2 separate regions of the Homo sapiens genome follow, and region 2 is linked to region 1. Evidence: read pairs that join two places in POLR2A ChIA-PET (ENCODE). Cell type or tissue: IMR-90. All regions are shown on one strand. Each heading gives the region's core, and the rest is flanking DNA. Links, peaks and the distances in the headings are about the cores only.

The links. Peaks named below come from ENCODE experiments on the same cell type or tissue, not always from the same donor. Only the 100,000 strongest peaks of a DNase experiment are listed, where the experiment ranks them.
Region 2: POLR2A ChIA-PET joins it to region 1 with 6 read pairs; 7 of 35 experiments call an interaction of 5 or more read pairs at or near these places.

What each region holds. Positions count from the first base shown.
Region 1 is chr5:136,139,425-136,142,344 of GRCh38, reverse strand. All of the region lies in intron 1 of SMAD5 (SMAD family member 5), which reads right to left. Among named protein-coding and RNA genes, the nearest start is that of SMAD5-AS1, 6.0 kb to the right of the region's middle. In IMR-90, for the core only: no CTCF peak of the experiment used is centred there; no DNase peak of the experiment used is centred there.
Region 2 is chr5:136,037,492-136,040,411 of GRCh38, reverse strand. All of the region lies in intron 2 of TGFBI (transforming growth factor beta induced), which reads right to left. Among named protein-coding and RNA genes, the nearest start is that of TGFBI, 10 kb to the right of the region's middle. In IMR-90, for the core only: no CTCF peak of the experiment used is centred there; a DNase peak (open chromatin) is centred at 1,591; H3K27ac peaks cover 543 bases.

The sequences.
Region 1 (2,920 bases), core at 212-2,711:
CAAAACACACACACACCTCACCTCTCTTTCAGCTCAAGCATCCCTTCTTCGGGGAAGTCTTCCCAAACCGTCCTGGCTAGAAGTCCCCCTCTTATATGCTTACCGCATCACATACTCCTACTTTGTAGCACTTACCACACCTATGTTTTTACATTTACCTTTCAAATCTGTCCCCACAAGAATGTAAATTCCACGAGAAGAGCTGTATCTGTTTTCACTCATCACTGTAAGCCTAGTGATACATATGCTCAATAAATATTTGTTTAATGAAAGAAAGGGTTTGTGATATTAGCTCTGGTGGTGGGGTTAGGTGTACTTTTCACTTTCTGCTTCATCTAATTCTATATTTTTTAAAATAAACATATTTCTTGAAGAGTCAGAGGAAAAACAGGTTTCAAAATTAAAGTGCAGCTATACCTCAGCCATATTATGAACCCTTACTAAAGAGAGGATTTACATTATCATGAGTCATTCCTGCTTCAAAACAATTCTCTCTAATATACTTGGGGTTATACAAATTTGGAGGTTGAAACTAAGAAAAATCAAATCAGAAACTAGGTACAAATACTTCCATAACTATAGTACTCTAGGTTAATCAACAGAAATACAGAAATGATTATCATAAGGTACACCTACTTCTTTAAGTATATGTGCATTAACTGACTCAGCAGCTATAACAGCCATGAATCATTAAACACTTATTGAGCACCTACTAACTAGCAGACATTGTAGGACATGCAGGGGTTTATCAGCACTAGCCAAGGGTGAAGGAATAAATGAGAAGGCCTTTTTCTAAGTCCCATACAAAGGTACTATATGAGTGAAGAGTGGGAATAGCAAAAATGCAAACGGGACAGAATCTCCCTTCACAGAATAACGTAGCACGACAGACACCAAACTATACCCCTATATGTAAGTACAATGAGATAAACTCAAGTTACTAGAGGAACACAGAGAGACAGAGAAAGGGCATGTAATCCAGGTATCTAGCACTTTTCACAGTGTGTCCTGTTACTACAAATGAGCTGTTGCTCCTCAAAACAATGAAATCAAACTCCAGAAGCATTATTCCTGCTCCCAATAAATATTAGTAAGAACTCATTCTTCAAAAGCATTTATCTTCCTATACTGGAATGTCTTTTGAACCTCAGATATTACAAATGCCATTTTCTGCTTATACCACTTTTCTTAATCCCTGGCCACTAATTTTTAGCTCTATCGTTATTTAAGTCTCAGCTTTAGCTCTCATCCCAGATACCTTCCCTGATCACCCCATAATCCTATATAGAGTTTCCCTAATCTCTAATCCAATACTATGTTCATTTTCTTCACTGTATTAACTGATTCATAATAATTTGTTCATTTACTTTATTTCTGTCTCTCGCACTAGAATATAATCTTTAAAAAACAGTACCACATACATTACAATAACTTGTCAAATTCATTCAAGTCATTCATCCAAAAGAATATTTATTAAGATAGCATTTTAGGAGCTGGGAATATAGAAGTGAATAAAAGGAACCAAAACACTTGTCTTCATTTAGCTTATATTCCAGCAGAAGGAGGCCAACGAGATATAGTAAATGATATGTTTGTTAGGTGAAAAGTGCTATAGAGAAAAATTAAAACAGGGGAAGGTGGACAAGAAGTCCTGGAAGAGAGGTGTAATTTTAAACAGGGTGGCTGGGCTGGGTCTCACCAAGAAGGTGCCAACTGAGTTAAAATGTTAAGGAAATAAAAGAGTGAGCCAACAGGCATATATCTAGGGGAAAACCATTACAGGTAAAGGCAACAGGCAATGCAAAGATCCTAAGGTAGGAGCATGTCTGGCATGCTTCTGGCATGAAGAGCATATACTGGCTAGAAGACCAGTATAGCCTGAGAACACAGTGTACGAGGGGGAAAAGGTAAGGAGTGGGGTCAAAGAGATACCAGAGAGCCAGAATGGCCATGCTGGATATAAAGGCTTTAGCTTTTACAGTACTCTAAGGAAACTGTGAACTCAGTGGAGAGCTCTGAGCACAGACATGATAGTTCTCGACTTACACTATTAAAGAATTATCCTGGGCCGAGGTGGGCAAATTACCTGAGGTCAGGAGTTCAAGACCAGCCTGGCGAACATGGTGAAACCCCGTCTCTACGAAAAATACAAAAATTAGCTGGGTGTGGTGGCATGTGCCTGTAATTCCAGCTACTTGGGAGGCTGAGGAAGGAGAATTGCTTGAGCCCGGGAGGCAGAGGTTGCAGTGAGCCAAGATCATACCACTGCACTCTAGCCTGGCCAACAAAGCTAGACTTCATCTCAAAAAAAAAAAAAAAAAGAGTTATCCTGGGCCAGGCGTGGTGGCTCATGCCTGTAATCCCAGTACTTTGGAAGGCCAAGGCAGGAGAATCACTTGAGCTCAGCGGTTCAAGCCTAGCCTGGGCAACATAGTTTTTAAAACTCCATCTCTACAAAAAAAAATTGTTTTTAATTAAAAAATTAGCCAGGTGCAGTGGCACATGCCTGTGATCCCATCTACTTAGGAGGCTGAGGTGGGAGGATCACTTGAGCCCAAGAGGTCAAGGTAGCAGTGAGCCAAGATCATGCCACTGCACTCCAGCCTGGGTGACAGCACAAGACTCCGTCTCAAAATAAATAAATAAATCCTGGCTGGTATGTTGAGAATAAGCAGGAGGAGGGGTGGACAGCAATGATAAAAGCAGCGAGACCAGTTCAGAGATGCAGTAATCTAAGGGAGGGGAGAAGATGACGATGGCTTACAACCAGGGTGATAGCAGTGGGGTGGTGAGCAGCAGACATATGAAAGACAGTAAGCTTCCTGATGAAGGAGATCATGGGGTGTATGAGAACAAAGGAGTTAACAATGATTCCAAGGTATCAGCCTGGACAACTGGAAGAATGGGGTTTGACATCAAC
Region 2 (2,920 bases), core at 151-2,650, 100 kb after region 1:
TGCTGATCTGACAGGAGGCGGAGCTCAGGCAATAATGCTCACTCCCTGCCACTCAACTCCTGCTGTGTGGCCTGGTTCCTAACAGGTCACAGACTAGTACTGGGAAGGTGCCTAAATTAGGGAAGGCACCTAATTTAGAAGAAAGTTTCAAGGAAGGTGCAAAGAGATAATGTCAACCCAAAGTCTATGTGTAGGGATGTCTGGGAGGCTCTCCACCAGTCCCTTCTAACATTTTTACTCAAGATTGGATAGAGAGAAGTACTGAGTTTTCTCTCCCTAAAATAAGTTTCCAAGAAGTTAATATAATTTAAAACAACCACTGCACTTCACGGATTTGGCCGGCTGCTCTGGCCGTAAATGCCTGGGGATTAATTATACTCGAGAAGTCGTTGGAACAAGGAATGGCCCTGTAGGCCAGTCACCTGTGACTGAAGGTAAACCATACAGGGCATCATAGTTTCCGAGAGGAATGGCAGAGCAAACACAGACCCATAACGTCTAGACATCTGACATGGCCCATGGACTGCTTGCCTGGGATGGTTTGCTTTCTGCCCTCCTGGTCTTGGAAACACAGCTGAGCTGATTCTGAAGCCTCCCAATAGAAAATCATGGCTTGCTTTAACCTACTGTCTACCAACAAAGGCCTCAACCACTACAGCCCTCACCAGGGGCCAGCCTGGTTGGTGATGAGGACAGAGTCTTCAGAATGTGGATGTACTTTATTTGTGGCAATCTGTATGCAGCATGTGAGGGCATTTTGGGCACTCCTGGAGGCTGACTGTGTCTCCTCAGTTCCCAAGCTCCTTGTCTGATGAGCGGTCTTGGGGATCCCCTTTACAGCAGGGGGTGAGCAACCTGGAGAAGGTTGATGACCCTGAGACAAAGGCATCCTTCTCTGATGCTGAGGAGGCCTTGTCTCTGGGACCCACAGCCACAGGTTTGAGGCTGTAGACAGAGACCTGGGGCAGTTTAGCCAGGTCCTACAGGCCTGCTCACTTGTTCACCTCCTAAGTCGCTGACACTAACTGCCAGGCTTGATACCCCCTGGGGGCAGCAAAAGGAAGTGGACAGACCTCCTCAGCTTACCAGTGAATGACTTTGACCAGGTTGCATAAAAGTCTTTTGAGCCTGTCTCCTCATCTGTAAATGGGCTAATAATCATATTTATCTTATAGTGTGATTGTGAGAATTGAATGAACTTACATATGAGAAGCACTTAACAGATGCTTACTGTTTACTAAGTGGTCAGTTGTGAAGCTTCTAAAGAAACTCCAGATATAAACCTTAAAGTTGAAACTATGTTAATATCTTCATTGAAAGCAATACCCTACATGAGACCATTGATAAAAGTACATTGAAATAAAGAAAAATGCATCTATAAGTCAACAAATAAGGCCTGTGTTGGCTTCCCATTGCTTTCTGTGACAAATTACCACAAATTTAGTGGCTTGAGATCATGCAAATTATCTTACAATTCCAGAGGCTAGAGTCAGAAATCGGCCTTATGGGGTTAAAATCAAAGGCTGCATTCCTCACAGAGGCTGTAGGGAAGAATCCATTGCTCGTCCTTTCCAGCTTTGAGAAGCTGCCTGCATTCCTTGGCTTGTGGTTGCATCACTCAAATGTCAGCTTTCATCATCACGTTGCCTTCTCTGACTCTGATCCCACTGCCTCCCTCTTTTTTTTTTTTTGAGATGGAGTCTTGCTCTGTTGCCCAGGCTGGAGGGCAGTGGTGCGATCTCAGCTCACCACAACCTCTGCCTCCTGGGTTCAAGCAATTCTCCCGCCTCAGCCTCCTGAGTAGCTGGGATTACAGGTGTGTACCACCATGCCTGGCTAATTTTTGTATTTTTTTTTTTACTAGAGGGGGAGTTTCACCATGTTGGTCAGGCTGGTCTCCAACTCCTGTCCTCGTGACCCGCTCGCCTCAGTCTCCCAAAGTGCTGGGATTAAAGGCGTGAACCACCAGGCACAGCCTGCCTCCCTCTTTTAAGTACCCTGATGATTATATTAGACTCATCAAATAATCCTGGATAATCTCTCCCTCTTATGATCCTTAATTTAATCACACCTGCAAAGTCTCTTTTTCCAGTAAGGGAATATATTTACAGAATTAGAGATTAGGATGTGGACATTTTTGGGAAGTCATGTTTCTACCTACCACAGGGTCTTACCCCAGGTGGCACATAGGTTCATGTAAATACCCAACAGAATAAAATTCCTTGTCAGCTAGTCAGCCTCCTAGTTTACAGAATGGGACAGAACCCTCAGGAAACACTGCCCAACAGAGGCGTTTGGTCGATCTCCGCTGTTTGGTGTATGTCCAATCTCAGTGCCCCCAGAGCAGATTATTCAAGAGATCCCAGCTGGCTGCACAGGGATATGAAACAGGAAAGGAGGCACTAGTATGGGTCTGGGGTCTGCTTGGATGACTTCTCACCATCTTCTTTTTTTTCCTCTTGGGACCAAGGTTGTGGGATATAAGGGAGGAAAACGACAGCTCTTCTTCACCTTCACGTCAGCTGTCCCCAGTGCCCTGCCCAGAAGGACACCTACTGAAAAAGCCCTGCCAGCTGATGGAAAAGCTCGACCATGCACCAGCTGATCTCTTTAAAAGTTAAATCTTTAAGCATTAATGCAGTGCTGAAGGAGTATTAATATTTTTGCCCCTGGGCAAAGGAACACTTGCTACTAGAGAAACAGGAGTGCTCTGCCAGCTCATCTTGGCTCCAGAGAAGGGCTTCGCACTTGTGAAATGTGTTGCTCGTGAAACAATTTCAAGACTTTTGGAATGAATAGCTGCCACCCATACCCGCTAGCTCCTCCACCAGCCCTCCCTATGCCACGTTTATGATGTCTGAGCTCCTGCTATGACTATTCCAGTCCCATGATGTCAACTTGGACTTGGCTGTTAAATAGG